2 separate regions of the Mus musculus genome follow, and region 1 is linked to region 2. A link is a loop called in an ENCODE intact Hi-C map of the cell type or tissue named here. Cell type or tissue: left cerebral cortex. All regions are shown on one strand.

Region 1 (8,000 bases), 320 kb after region 2:
CCATCACTTGAACAACTAACAGGGTACTGGAAAAGGCTGTTCATCCTCACATGAGAAATTCCTCCTTTTCATGGTCCAGAGTCACATCATTCCAGCGCAGACTATATGGAGAATTATGTACCATCAGTTTTCATAGTTGACTTAGGGAGGGGCTTTCTGGGGTGATGAAAGTGCTAAAGGAGGTTGTGATGAGCGCTCAATGATTAGAATTGATCCATGTAGACCTTCCAGATAAGGAATTTATTCAGGTCTAATTACATTTTATCTCATTACAGCTGTTTGGTTTGTTTGTTTGTTTGTTTGTTTGTTTTAAAAAAACAAAATGTAAATCTTCATTTGGGTCATGGGATGTTCTGGGATGAGTTACTGCTGATCATGGACTGAGGTCAGCGAGGAGTGGCTACAACAACAAACACATTTGTTTGTCAGTTTGTTTGCTTTTTTCTTTAATGGAGATAAAAAGAAACCTAGTTTATGTGCATGTTGGTTTTTTGAGACGGGTTCTTACTACATTTCCAAGGATAGTCTTTAACCCATGGTAGCCCAGGATAGCCTAGAACTTGAACCCCTGCGTTAACCCCCTTAGTGTTGGGATCGTAGGTGTGTGCCACCACCCCTGGCCCTCAAATTAATTTTTGAAAGTTACCTAGAAAGACAAAGAGGCTAATGGTGGAGGAGGGAAAGAAGCTTGAATTCCTTGGCTGACTCTATTTGGTTTAGTAAAACTGACTCAAGAACAGATATTATTTTATATGAGTATAAAAAGTTAAATTTAAGGAGCAACCCTGAAAAACTCTGAAGGAAACAAAATGATGTGCCAACCTGGTGGCATGACCACTCTAAGGGTAAAAGTAACAATGACGACAAAGTAAGGTCTAATAAGAAGGCCGTAACTCCTTCCCAGTGGTCATACATCATTCAAGGTGGTTCAGTAGAACTCTGAGCCTTGCTGTATGTTTTGTGACCAGGGAATGACATTGGTGTTCAGAACAGGAGAAAGTAGATTTAGAATTTATAGGACTAACCAAAGAAATTTAAAAAAAAAAATCCCGTCACCCTGAATATCACATGCAAGTCTACAACGTATTTGCCATTAAAATAAGATCAGAAAAGGGATGTGTAGATGGCTCTGCTCAAAATACACCAAATAAATGCATTAACATATCAAGGAATAAATAGAAATATTAATAAAATCTCAGCCAGGGTGGATAGTGCACACATGTAACTACACTTCTGAGGCTCAGGCAAGAGGATGGAGAATTTGAGACTACCCTGGGCTATACAGTAAGAAAGAATTCACAAATCTGCATGTTATTATGCAGGGACCATGACAGTCTATCCTGTATTATCCAAATGTTAGTATATGTGCTGTTGAAGTGAGTACAAAGCCATCCAAACAAACAAACAAATAAAAAAAACCCTTTACATTGAAAGGAACTAGAAAAACTACTAACTGTATACTACTAGTAATACAAATACCAGACTGATCACAAAAAAATCACAAAATGGTATTTCTTATGAAGACAGTGCCATCTTAGAGAAATGGATGAATTCAATAAGTGCAGGAAATGTATCAGAGACTGACTGTCTCATATACCAACAGCTACCAAAAACAAGATTCTATGGACCAACACTTAAAATATATGTGCACGAATCATGCTTATCGTCAACAAAGGGATTTATCAGCCACATACAAGATGCTGTACTCACCTAGATCGTGATTCACATACATCGAAAACGAAACACACACAAACACTCCTAAGAACACATCGCTTGATGAAATCTTTACTTTTGTTAGGTATGGGTGCAGTTATTTGGTGTATTTATTTATGATTAGGATTGTCTAGGGGTTGCTTTGAAATGACCCATGGGGATGAGGTCAGACATCTCTAAGTTGATACATAATACTTGAAGCAGGGGGGGGGGGTGGTTGTTGAGGGTAAAATGGTTCAGTGGATAGAAGTTGCTCATCCAAAGAACCAGGACACAAATTCACGTGCAGCTTACAACCATTTGTAAGCTTGTTCCTGGGGGCCTGATGAGAGGACCCCAGTTCAATTTCCAGCACTGACCTGGTAGCTTACAACCATTCAGCAACTCCAGTTTGACACCCTCTTCTCGTCTCAACGGTGCACAGACATACATGCAAATATGCATGCATATAACCATATGTTAGAAGGTAATTGAAGCATCCAGATAGACATGTTTTTGAGATCTTTCATTATTTTTAATTGCGGGGGTAGGGGTGTAGGTCTGTTCACATGAACACTAGAGGCAAGGCAATGGAGGTCCCTGGAACTGGACTTACAGGCAGTTGTCAATCATCTGAATTGGGTAGAAACTGAACTCAGGTCCACTGAAAGAGCAGGAAGTACCTTTAGACTGCTAAGCTATCTCTCTAGACACCTACTATTTTTGTGAACACTTAAGTTTTTCCACAACTAAAATAATAATAAAAAATTAGCCTATTTCCATATCATGTAATAAGTGTAAACTTTCTCCATAATGGTGGGTGAAGACATTCACATTATCCTCAGAGTTGCATCTAAAACAGCCTCTTTTGATTGAAATGACACTCAATCTACACAGAACTGGGGTGTCTGGCTTCTTAAGATTGTACCACAACCACTGGGATCATGAGCAATGTGGAAATTAGGAGGAAGGTGTAGAACCTTCCGGCGAGAGATTTCTTCTTGTGTCCTCCAGCAGTTTCTGTCACAGGGGCTTGCCCAGGACACTTGACCTGGATAATCAGACACTCTGGTGGGTGAGACCCTGCCAGCCATTTTCAACAAATTCTCTCATCCAAGCTCAGAGACTACTGCAGAAGCAGGGCTGGAAAGATCATGAAAACTAGAGACAATGAAATTCTGTAAAGAGTGTTTGTTGGACCTGTCCGGGCCATTGCGCCCATGAACCCAATGGTACATCCACCAAACCAAGCAAGGCAAAATACCAGCATGGGTGGATTAGGGCTGCACGAATCCTACCACTCACTGAGGGGCTATTCGCAATTGATAGCTACTGGGAAAGGAAATCCATTTTCCTCAGGAATGTAGCCCTCGAAAGACCACTCAAACTCCAACAGACTGAACTACACTCATGCGCCCACAGGTAGCACCAAGTGGACGTACTGCTTTTAAAACAAGTAGAAGATGGGAGTTGAGGCAGGCGATACAAGAGGAATTAGAAGTAAGGAAATAGGGGATATGTTTCATTAAAATGTAGTATATATTCATATACAAAATTCTCAGTCAAAAAGGCATATCCAAAAAAAAAAAGAAAAGAAAAAGAAAAAAAATGAAACAAGTAAAAAGAATAAAAATAAAAAGAATAAAAGATTATTCCCTTCTTGGGAATGTGATCCGTGTCCCAGGTTGGAAATCCTAGTGTTTTTAACTAGGCGTGACTCTAAGCGTCACTTAGCTGGCTTCTCCCTGATCTCCACGCTAAGCTCTCGTATGCTTCCTTGCGGTCTGGACATACTGTCCTTTTAATTCCATATACACATCAGCTGCCTTTTGGAATCGGAGATCAGATCCCCGTCCATGGTAACTTGGAAGATCTGAGCATTACAGAGTGATCCAATTATAGCTTGTAATTATGGTGGCTTGTACAAAGTGCAGCAATTCACAAATCTTCCCTGAACGGACAAAACTCCCTTTGTTTCTACTGCAATGATGAGACTTCATGCTGCTCTGTGTCAGTTACACACGACTATGATAGCAGCTGCCCTTAAGTGGAGCTGGGCAAATGTCATCTAAGACCAGGAGTCAGTTCTATAGAATGGGCAGCCATGACTCAGCAGATTCCAGAAGGACCAGGCTCTTGTGTTACTACCGATTCGTGGCAGTGATGGCTCCTGGCCATCTCTCCAGCATGCACAGTGAGCTCTCTTGAGTGAGGTCCAGTAAGAGCTGAAAATAGGGTTGCACTTCAAAATAGCCAGGGAGACTCAGGTGACAGCCACACCTTTTCCAACAGTCTAGAGTGACTTACTTGTGAAGGATCCTGGGAATCTGTTACCCAGTGACTGGGACATATGCGACTGTGCTGAGGATAATAAATTACACAGCCACCATTAAGTTTCTCAGTTCCTTCCATGACAGGTCTTTGCCCCATTCTTTTAAGATTACACAACGGCAGAAACCAGAATGCAATGGGGGAGTGGGTTTTTCCCACAGCTATAAGTCTCTGAGAACTTTCCAGCTTGGCGGGCCCCTCGTTGATGCCACCAGTGAGTCAGAGGCCCCAGATAAACACCTCTGCTGTACATGAAAGTTTTCTGTCTGAAACCCACCTGTGTAGGGGAACAGCAGCAGCCACTGGCTGCATATATGTGTGTGTGTGTGTGTGTGTGTGTGTGTATGGCTTGCAACTTCATGTGCCTTCCTTGCAGCCTTTAGAAAAAGAAACCCCTGCAGCACAGTCCTGGACCCCACAGCAGAGAGTCCTGGGCTGTCCGTGAGAAGAAGGATTTCTTAGCTTTCACCCACAGCCAGCTCACTGCCTTGAGGTTTGCAAATTATGGCCTCCTCCTTTAGCTTTCTCACAGAACCATTTTAATAGAGCCAGAGAACAAAAGCTTTGCAAACTCCTGTGTGTGTGTGTGTGTGTGTGTGTGTGTGTGTGTGTGTGTGTGTGTGTCTGTCTGTCTGTCTGTCTGTCTGTCTGTGATTGTGTAAAACCCAGCCTAGGTAACAGTGCAGTGGTTCTCAGATTCAGTTCTAACGCTGTGACCCTTTAATACAGTGATCCCCCAACCATCAAGTTATTCCAGTGCTACTTTAGTTTTGAATGCTATGAACCATAATGTTAAAATTTTGACAAACAGGATATCTGATATGTGACCCCCCCATGAAAGGCTGTTCAACCTGCAAAGGGGTTGAGACCCACACAGGTTGAGAACTGCTGTTCTAGTGGGATTTTTGTCTTGGTTATCCTGTTGACATGACTTTAGTTCTATCTATCTATCTATCTATCTATCTATCTATCTATCTATCTATCTATCCATCCATCCATCCATCCATCCATCCATCCATCCACACACAGTAATATACACTGAGATGTAGAAAAATCCAGCCCATGGAGATTAGAAGACCATGTCTCAACTCAGGCCCCCCATTCCAGAATGATCTCTAGGGGGACTATTTAAGAAGCAGTAAGATGTGGACAAATGTCGGGGACAAACCTTGGAAGTGTCTATAAAGCCTCTAGACATGTTAAAGGCCTTAGTATGGAAAATAGTGTGAAGGGTGTTTTATAAATTATGTGTTGAGATTGCATTCTGGAATACACTTATTCAAGTGCATTAGCAAGCTTTGTATGTGTTTGATTAAATGTGTGCTCCAATAGCTTGCATTACCACAGTGACTTGCTGTGTGCTCATCTTTACATTTCTCTGGCTAGCCTCAAGTTGTTAGAAAGTAACCCAATATTATTGACTTCATGGCCTTTCAAGTTATCTTGCAAAGCTAGGTGTGTCCATATCCCATTGTGACTTTTCTCTGTATTAGAAAACACAGAAACGCAAGCTTGTTGTGGACACTGACAGGCACCCGTGGACTCTGCCAACAGAACGTTTTCTCTCATTGCTTGGCCTCGAAGGCGCACATATCTGCACTTGAAATCCTCACCGGTGCTTTTCAAAGCATGCTTTATATATTGGCATAAATAAATCTGGAAACCTGAAGGAACTGGTTTAGAACACAGACATTCCTTTTGCATCAGAGGTGTGGCTGAATAGGAAAGCTCTGATACTGCACCAATGACCAGCTGGCTACAGGCCAGGCAGGAGTCACCAGTTTCTTCTCCTGAATCCCCAACCTGGATGCTGGCAGGTCAGTGGGGGAAGAGGAGGCCACATTACTGAAATCAAGCAGAGTAAGCCCTCCATGAGCCCTTACTCATGAGGGAGCAGGAGGAAGCCACCAACTGTGCTGTTGCTGACCCCATTTTTGTGTACTCAGGACAAGACTCCAGGCTGCAGCCTTATCCATTTGTGAGGCCATTCAAACACTGTAGACATTTTCCAAGTGGGTCTGACGCGTTCTCAAATCAGTTATGAACTGCTTGCCTCCTGAGTACATACCAAGCACTAACTTCTCCAGGCAGGCAGCTGGTCACCAACGGGACCTCAGGTTCTCTGTCTCAATGCCCTATTCTCAAGTGGCACAGGCACATCAGTATTCAGTTTCCTCTTTATCCTCTCAACTTCTAATTGTCCTCTTCAAACTGAGGTTGACTCTGTCCTGTACTCATTTCTAATGCTCCACTCAGCTCCTGCACTGGTATCTCTTCAAAGAGTCAACAGGGAGTCTTCTGTTGCCCAGGCCAAGAAGGTACATTAAGAGCCTTCACTCAGGACCAAGCACACAGTGAAACAATCCTCTTGCTGTCACTGTTGCTACCCAAGAGGCAGGCTAGGATGAGGTGCCCATCAGCAGAGCATCCCTATCTTACATAATTCTCATTTGTCCCTTATCTTTTGTTAAATCCAATATGGCTGGCACTAGCATCGGGGCCCTTGCAGCTGGCCTGCACTCCTGTGACAAGGCTGACCCGAGCGAGATGTGAGTCTAGATCCTAGCAGGAGGACTTCAATGTGCAGCCTGAGAGTGTCTCTCCCTCTGTTTCATTCAGGCAGCCACATGCGAGACATGAATCTAGATCCTAGCAGGGGACTTCAACGTGCACCCTCAGAGCGTCTCTCACTCGTTTCATTACGGCAGCCACATGCTACTGTAGTTTAGTAAGTTACAAGTCTTTGGGGCTGGAGAGCTCACTCAGTGTGTACGCTTCTTGCAAGGAAGCATGGATCCTAGCACATGTGTAAAAAGCCAAGCACAGGGGAATACACCCCAAACCGCAGCTCTAGAGACATGGAGATAGGGGTCCTGAAGCTTGCTGGCTGGCCTGCCAATCTAATCCAATCAGTGAACTCCACAGAGTTAGAGATTCTGTCTCAAAAACAAGGCAGAGGGCTGGAGAGATGGCTCAGTCGTTAGAGGCGGGTCACATTCAAAAGGGAGGTGGAGAGCACTTGACAAGGGCGCTGGCACCAACGTCTGGTCTCTATTCCTAAGTACATCCATGCAAATACACGGACACACACGCACTTCAGCACACACACAAATGAAGGCTCTATTTTCGATTCTAGAACAGTGACCGCTATCCCAAGTCACCCTTCAGGCCTGTTTCCCCACAGGAGCATGGTACCTTAAGACTGCTCAGCACACAGTGATTGCTCAACTTGACCAAGAAAGCCACCGAGTTCCCAGAAGTTTACGAGCTCCCACACTTACTCAATGATGTACCCTGCTAAGGGAGGCGAGGGGACAACCAGTCCTTCAGAAAGCAGACCAAGGAAGTATCATTGATACCAGTAACACATGGGAATCCGAGGCAAGACCTTTTGAAATGTCCTTTCCATAGGGCTGCCCAGGGTAAGAAATGGATCCTGTGCAGCCCAGCAATGCCTCTTCCTAGGAGTGAGCAGGGCAGGCCATGAAGGGGCAACTAAGGTCCTGAGCTCACCAAACTGCCCAGACTGTCCATGATAGGCAGGGCTAGTCTGCAGATGGTAGCTTCCAAATGGCCTCTGTTCTAAACTGTGACTCTCGTGAATCTAATAGTCCACAATGAACCTGATGCTTGGTAGCAGGACTATTTGGGGAGGAAGGGGCCATTGGGATTCTGAAACTGAAAACACTCTCTTGAAGTCAACAGTGACAAGAGTAACCTATGGCTTTCCTTGAGAAGCCTTGTGAGCTGTGGTTTAGGTAGTCAGCTCTCAGGATAAAGGCAGGGCACAGATTAAGAACCATGAGTGCCAATAAAAAAAAGTATTAATTGCCGGCATGTGCTACAGGACAATATGAAGACCACACTAGGTGCAAAGGCCACGCAGTGAAAGGTGAGGTTCATGACTGTGGAGGAGGCAAACTGAGAGTGAGCAGGAGATGGAAGGTTGCCTATAACCAGGAGATGACTGTGGAAGG
Region 2 (8,000 bases):
GAGAAGCCCACCAGTACCGACCAGACATCTTAAGCGAGCTCGACAATAATATCCATGGTTTGGGAAGAGGAGGGTGTGGGTCCCAAACAATCAGCTTAGGGATCATGGGTATGTACTAAGGAGGTATCGATTTGTGTTTGGAGACAACCAACCCCAATGACTTTTTCCAGTATAAAATTTAGTGCTAAATAGATGGCTTTCCAAAGTTCTGGAATTTTTTGTTGTTGCTGTTGTTTTTGTTGTTGTTGCTGCTGTTGGTTTTTTCTTGGTTTTTTGGTTTTTGGTTTTTGTTTATTTTGAGAGTGAAAGGAAAGAATAAAGAGACAGAGGGGTGGAGATCTCGTAAGCTCTTATTTCTTGACTGTTTAAGAAGGCATTGAGCCTTCTCATGTAAAGATTTAGATGTGTTTAGACTTACACCCTCAGAAAGCCTTGGCTGCCTGCTGCCCCATTTATATCAGGGAGCATCCTCCTTGGGAAGTGCAGTTCCCAGGTTAGCACCCAATGTTATCCCTCCCCAGCCCCAGGCACAGCTGCCACCACCCACCACGGGCTTCTCTCCCCTCCAAACTTCTCACTCTCCCTCCACTGGCTTTGCTTAAATAGAAAACAAGAGAAATTACATTTGCCAAATGTTTTCTTTTTTTTTTTGACAGAATCCCAGTCCTCTTTCAAAACAAGGCATCTGAGGACACAAGTTCCCCTTGCTCCCCCACTTTCTATACTTGGAACAGATGGAGAGAGATGAGGTAGGACAAAGCCCCATGTCTTCTGAAAACTTAAAACAAAACAAGGCCCCAAACTGTATGTCTTTTCTTCTAAGTGTTTTCTTTCCATGCTGCAGGCTAAACCCAGGCTGCTGTGAGTACACTTGGCCACTGAGCTAGCGGAGCCACAACCCTCAGACTAAGATCTGGAGCAAAGGCGTCATTAAAGGACTTGTTCTCCACATGCACCGGGGATGCAGCACTATCAAAGACACATTTGGAATCCACGTTTGCCTTTCTTAACACAGCCCTCCAATTTTTAACAATTATTATTATTCTATTTTATGTGTGTGGACGTGTCACCAAGGAGGCCAGAATTACCCTGCAGTGGAGGTTCTGGGAATCCTACCAGAATCCTCTAGAAAAGCAGTCACTGCTGCTAATCTCTCTAGCCCCAAGGACAGGATCAGATAGTAGCTCGGGGCGCTTTCTGATAAACTGCAAGACGTACACTTGAATCTAAGATTCTGGGAAGGAAGCTGAGATCAACGGGGCTGCACCATTTCTCAAAGGTGTGCAGAGTTCTCTAAACCTAAGTCACTCATTTGTCCTGGGGTGGCCAAACATGATTTTGAAAAAAAAAAAATAGGGCAGCTATTTCCATGCCTCCACGTATAAGCTCCAAGAACGCTTTTGGTTAATTATGCCTTTTCAGATCCTTTCCAGAGCCCCACAAAGCAGTGCTGCGTAAGCCCTCTCCTTTAGAACTGAGTCATTTTCTGAAGTCCTGTGTGACGGAACGGACACAAAAAAAACCCAGATCGAGGAAACAAAGAAAACAAGGCTTTGACCTGTCTCCTGAAAGCCAACATTATCCTTCCAGGAAGTCCCACCTCCTCCACCCAGAGATGGAGTGACAACAGATGCCCTTGTGGAGAGGCAGTGAGGACAACAGCCAAAGGTAGCTGCTAGTCAACCGTTGAGGCCTCAGATGTTTACCCAGCCCACCACACACACACACACACAGACACACACACACACACACACACACGCACACGCACACACACACACACACACACACACTCACTCATAATAAAAGGCTGCTGCGCACCATGAAGTTAAGGGAGCAGCAGCGGAGGAAACAGTGACAGGCAGCACAGATGATGAACCGGTTACCTCCCGGAACTTAGAGCATCCCTCGTGGCTGTTCTGAGGAAACTCAGATGTGCTGGTGGCTGCTCCCAATATCCACGTCTCTCAGAGGCAGAGGTGGCAATTTATCTCTGGCCTGGCCAAGCGTTTTTTTTTAATTTTCCGAGGCTACCGAACCATCCCTTTACGTAAAAGCACCTGTTCACACCTCTATTGCTGTCTGTAAAACCTAAATGAGATCATGTCTATAGACTGATATTTATGAGAAATTGCCTAATGCTTCTCCAGTTCCCTTCTCTCTTGATGTGACATTCCAGAGCAAATCAAGCAGTCGATAGATAAAATTTGAATTTAAAAGATACTTTATCTAAGGTCCTGTGGCCGAGTTGCCTGAGGACTGGCTTGTCTGTCCACCCCAGCATGCACAGAAAACATTGAAGTGAACACACATAACACATAGGATTGTGTTTACTTTGGAAATGCTAAAGGCCACCAGATTCCTTACATTACAACACTGTTGTAAATGGGACTCTCCACAGGAAACTGTCTTTGGAAATGAGCCCCAGAATGATCTATGTTATTTCACAAACCACAGAAACATGTGTGGGGAAAGCCAGAGTTAACTGACGTGGCTTTAGTCAGGAAAGCAATTTTACCTTTAGAGACCAAGACCTCTCACCAACTCTGAGCTGTGCTTAGTTTGTTCCCTTATCTTTTGTTGCCTGATACACCTGCTGGGTTAGCTCTAACTGTTCTAGTCCATTGCACGCTGCACAGAAGCGTCTGAATGGAATAAAGCTAGCAGTGCACATATTTTTCAGCCGACCTGTTGCTGACCACTCTTTGATTCAAGTCTTGCAGATACTGGGGTACACCTAACACGCCAGTTCTGACATCACCTGGGGCAGCATAGAAATACAGGACTCCCTGACTTCAAGCAGGCTTGTGAATGGCTGCCAGACTGTAACTCGTGGGTCACTTATCTTTACCTTTGTGTGGCAAGGCTTGACCAACCAGGTTAGAGTGAACTTTGGCAAGAAGGACATAATGTCTCTCTCTCTTCCACATCCATATTCACTATACTGTATATGTTCCAGAATATTTTCCCAAGAGAATTCAGGCTGTCAGCAGGATTCATGATCAACCTCGGAAGCTCATCACTAGATCATTTTAGAGACTTTATTCAAAGTTCTTTGACGTTATCCAAAGTTAACAATGGTTGGGTAGGTGGAGAGGTGGGAAGATTGAAGCAAACACTTTCCAAAATTAAAAAATAAGAGCAAAAGAATCATGAGGCTTCCTGGCCTGTTGTCAGATCCAATCTCCAAAGCCACCACCCCTGGCTGTGCTGAGCTGGGAGGAGTGGGTCCTGATGTGTCATCTGTTGGGCTCCCCGGTTCCACAGGGGGGAGTGAGTCACTCCTCCTTCCATCTCTTGCTGACAAACTCAACTTCTCTGCCAGGCAGCTTTATCATACTATGTGCACACCATAAATAACTAAGGCAAGGCTGTACTCACACTTCTGGGAGTTACAGTGAGTCAGAGGTGTGAACACGCAGGGGCCAGAGAGGCTGGAGCTTCCAGAAACACCACATGAAAGAACGTCATGTCACATTCTCTTAGTCAGTGGAGATAGAAGGCAGACCACTCCTATCTACTCCAGAAGAAATGAATGCTGTGGTCTCGTCACAAAGGGACAGCCAGGGAGACAGGCAAGCACCTCAGATTGTGTTGGCCTGGCCAGGCAAGGACCATGGCTACATCTCACCACTGTTAAATCTCAAACCCGGGACAAAGGGCTGAGGTGCTGGCTGCCAAGTTCTCCGTGCATTCCTCAGTCCCTACCTGTTACAGGATCCTCCAGACTGGACTGGCATACCCTGCCCCTACCCTGAACTCTCCAAGAGGATAAACTAACTGACTTTCCTCCAGCTGCCCTTCCCTATATATTCCAACCTTCTAGGTGACCCTTTGTCTACTTTCTTGGCCCAGGCTGGTTATCAGCTGCTCTTCCCTCTCCTCACAAGGCTTTGTACTCCCCTGGATGTCCCTGCCCCCACCCCAGGCTATACTCCCCTTTTATCTACAATAGACTCTCTTCTCTACCACTCTGAGGAATAGTCAAGTCCTTTTCTAGTTATTTCTTCCTTTTCATTCAGCCATCAACATTGGGCTACAACCCAGCCTCTGGGTTACCAATTGTTGAATTCTGACATTTAGCTAAATACAGTTTGAATCACAGCATCTGTGTTTTATCAACAACTTGTACACAATAATCTGTGTGGCGACTTTTGTACACAAACAGCTGCTTAGAACAAACAGCTTTTTTTTTTTTTTTTTTAGATCTGCTACTCTGAATGTGTTTGGACTCTGAGTTGCCTCATTCCCTTGCTCCTGTTCAAGAAAAATGTTTGACCTAAAAAGACATGCATTTCCTCATCCCAGTGCACGCCAGCTGTGTGGATTTCTTTTGTCTTTTTAATTGTTTTTATAGGCAAATAAGGGACAGCAAAGCAGACTGAATGGTGTTTTGTCTGTTTTGTTTTCCATAGGGCCTTACTAGATCAAATTCCTTCTGAAACTTTTTTGTTTGTTTGTTTAAATCAGATTGTATTAAAACCTAAATGGAGAGAAATCTTGGTTCTGTAACACAGGAAGGCATTTCTGTGTGAAAAGAAAAAAATTGGCGGCAGGATAGAGACACCAGTGAAGGCTCTGAGCAGAGCTTTGGCCTTCAGATCAGTGAAAAAGGACCCCTGCCTCAGGCTCCTGCTAAGTACTGAGAGAAGCGGGCTTCTTCCCTTTCCTTTGTCCCTCCTGTACCTCATTCCCTCCCTCTCCCCCTGCCTTCCTCTCCCTCTTTATGACCCTCCTTCTGTAGCTGAGAGAAAGAAGATATCTCACCCAGCCACCCAGTGGAGAGCTCTGAGTAAATCCAGGCAGGTCTTTTTTGGAAGCCAGAGACATAAATTACTTCAGGTACCAAGTATAGGGTTTACAGAGAGGATAGCATCACTCTATGACCTGCTGAGTTTTAAATTGGAGGGAGAAGGGGGTAATATATGCACAACTGCTCCAGCAGACATCTCTTTGCTTCACAGACCCAGAAAATAAGATCTTTCTCATACTGCTTCCTAGAGCAGGATGGCTCACTACCTCCTAGAGCAGGTTGGCCCACTGTCATCTAGAGCAGGTTGGCCCATTGCCTCCTAAATCAGGTTGGCCTACTGCCTCCTAGAGTAGCTGGCCCATTGCTTTCTAGTGCAGGATGGCCCACCACTAGCCTCTGCTGCTGCCTAGTGGCTATTTCCTGGTCACTACCTGTGTTCCAGCTTATTGGCAAAGGAAGCTGATAATCACAGACAAATCATTTCTCTGAAGCACATGAAGTCCTCCTGAGACACTGAACACTAAATTCTCCAGCCAGGAGAAAGGATTACCCACATATAACAATAGGAGAAGAACACTTAAGAGTAGGTAGACAGCAATTTTGAGGCTTTGCTCCCAAAGACCACCACACATACTTACCATCTGGAGCCTGGGCAGTGTGGAAGGCGCTTCTGTACCAAAGCATGATGTCGATCTTAAAGCTGTTGTAGATGAACAGAACAGATACAACCAGAAGTAGGAACGCCATAAGCCCTCCTAAGAGGTAAGCCCTGAAGTCTGGAACTGCAAACGACAGGGAAAAGTCAATGGCCGAAGGTTAGTTTTACCTCCACACTTACACGTGGCTCTTAGTCAAAGCCAGGTGGGAAACGTGAGGCTACTGCTTGAACACACATCTCTAAGTTTCCTTGTGAGTATACAAGTTGGATAGTTTAATTTCCACTGAGAAGGTTGGGAAGAAATGGTCTCCTTAAAAGCCAGGGAGCCCTAGGTATTCATGCCAGAACAAAAGGACTCCAGCTGCAAGGAAACTGTCTCAGAGCATGTGGATCCAGGTACCTTCATGAGGTACAATCTGACTGTGTCTGAAATGTCCCCCATGGCTTCCCCTGAAGAATCTGGGTTTCAATCCCACCATACGACCCTCGGAGCTGAGCAGAGGGACTCCTGTTAAAACTGATAAAAGTCATTGGCCTTCTGCCCAGACATGGGCTGTGCAAGTCGATGGTGAGACAGTCCTCATCTGACCCTTCCCAGGGCTCCTGAAGCCAGGGCCTGTGTCTGTCTGAGAGTTCCTGATATGGTACTCAATGCCTGCTCTGCTAAGAGAGTGTACAGTTCTGATGACAGGCAAGGGAGCAGACAGCTAGGGGAAGAATCAGTTACTCCAAAAGGGAGGTCCCGGTTGCTTCCAGAAGAACTCTTGAACGCCAAGAAGAGGAACCAAGCAGCGCCCTACCTTGCCACAACCCAAAAGGGTGCTGCCAGAGGAGGGTGCCCAAGAATGAGGGAAGAGAAAAAGGGAACCCACCGCATCAACCACTTCCTTCATCAGCCCGTTCACCCTGAAAAGGAGCTCGTGGGTCTGGTGGGATGGGGGAGAAGTGTTTGAGTCTCCCAGAACAAACGTTTCTGGTTTATAAAATCTTCAAGAAATAGCTTGTCAAATCCTTCTCAGGCCACACATACAGTAAACATCTGAAGGCCTAAGACTTCCTGCATATTGTAGCATGTCTTTAGATATAACAGCTTGATAGAGTACAGAGACAGAAAACACACTTGGTGCCAGCCCCCACCCCAAATCAATCCATTGAGCAAGTCCCTCTGTAGCCAGTGGACACTGTTCTGCAGGCTGTTGCCCAATCCGCCCCTTTCCCATCTTTATAACCTTCGTCATCTGCCTTCCAACTATGAGATGGCAAATCCCCTGTGTCTATCTTCTGCTTTTTGCCAGCTCTTATCAGAGTTGTGTGAGCAACACCATCTCTCCCTTTGGGAGGATCTAATCTGGAAGAGTCTAAGCCCCTGATAGTGATCTTAAAATTATAAAGTGTGATATGACGATTCCATGACTAAGCCCACAGTACTTAATGAGATTCAAAGAGCCCTTGGCAGCCGCAGTGTGGTCTGACTGTTCCTTGCACTGAGTAGTGTGGACATGTTTGGCTCTGTGAATGTGCTCAAAGATGATGACAGTGGAATTGTCTTATTAGTGAAGAAGCTCAAATGAGTAGAGACTTTGAAGTGGAAATAAATGTACAGCTCACTGCTGGTATACCAGGTACCCTTATTAAGAATAGGATTTGAATGAGTTCAAAAGATAGCTCAGAGGTTAAGAGTACTGGCTGTTCTTCCAAAGGACCTGGGTTCAAGCCATAACTTCTTGTAACTCCATTTCCAAGAGATCTGATGCTCTCTTCTGATTTCCATGGGCATTGGGCACTCACATGGTACATGTATATATGTGCAAGCAAAACATGCTTACAAATAAAGACATAAATAGAATGGCATTTGTGAGTCTGATTTCATGGAACCATCATCAGGAGCCTTCAGACTCGAAAGCAGAGGATAGATGATGATTAAAAGACACAGAAGAGGGGAAAAAAAAAAGACTTTCACAGAAAGAAATAGCCCATCCAGACAACCTTCTAGTCATCCTGCTCAGGATGAAGCAGGTTAAGAGTCAAATCTGCAGATAACTTCAGGAACAAAAAAATTGAGGAAGTCAAATGAAGAAGTCACCAATGAGTAAACCAAAAGTTTAGACTTAAGAGGGTGAGGTTTCTAAGAATTCAAGACAAACAAAACAAGGTGTGCTTGACCAACCACAGAAAAGCTACCATGTGAGGCTGTGGAGCGAGCACCCGGAGAAACCAAGAATATGTTCACCAAGAGTTTCCTAAGTATGGTCCAAACAAAGGAGTGAAGAGTCCCTTCTCCTCCCCCATGACTGGCAGGTGTTAGCTTGGTTTTTCTTCCCCTTGCTGTTGTTGCCTGGATATGAGATTTATTACTGAACAAGTTTTGGTAGGGTATAAGACAGCACTGTGAAAGCCTTCAGAAATGCAGAGCTCTCTCTTTGTCCAGGGGACCACGATTGGGGATATATTTGACACTACAGCCATCGGGAATAAGCTACTTCCATGCAACCATGTCTTCAGATTCATCTGCGTTAAACGTAGTGAAGCCCCACTTCTTTGAGAGGTGGATCTTCTGGAGGCCAGGGAACTTGAGCTTGGCTTTACACATGT

What was found. Peaks named below come from ENCODE experiments on the same cell type or tissue, not always from the same donor. Only the 100,000 strongest peaks of a DNase experiment are listed, where the experiment ranks them.
Region 1: it touches region 2 in a loop (2.4-fold over the local background); 4 of 42 quality-filtered maps call a loop at or near these places.

What each region holds. Positions count from the first base shown.
Region 1 is chr1:40,029,753-40,037,752 of GRCm38, reverse strand. No RefSeq gene overlaps it. Among named protein-coding and RNA genes, the nearest start is that of Il1r2, 51 kb to the left of the region's middle. In left cerebral cortex, no CTCF peak of the experiment used is centred here; a DNase peak (open chromatin) is centred at 3,785.
Region 2 is chr1:40,354,351-40,362,350 of GRCm38, reverse strand. It overlaps Il1rl2 (interleukin 1 receptor-like 2), which reads right to left. Exons shown (of 11, transcript NM_001356478.1): 9 at 5,389-5,532. It also overlaps the pseudogene Gm17970. Among named protein-coding and RNA genes, the nearest start is that of Il1rl2, 34 kb to the right of the region's middle. In left cerebral cortex, no CTCF peak of the experiment used is centred here; DNase peaks (open chromatin) are centred at 1,526, 3,338, 6,271, 6,735 and 1 more place.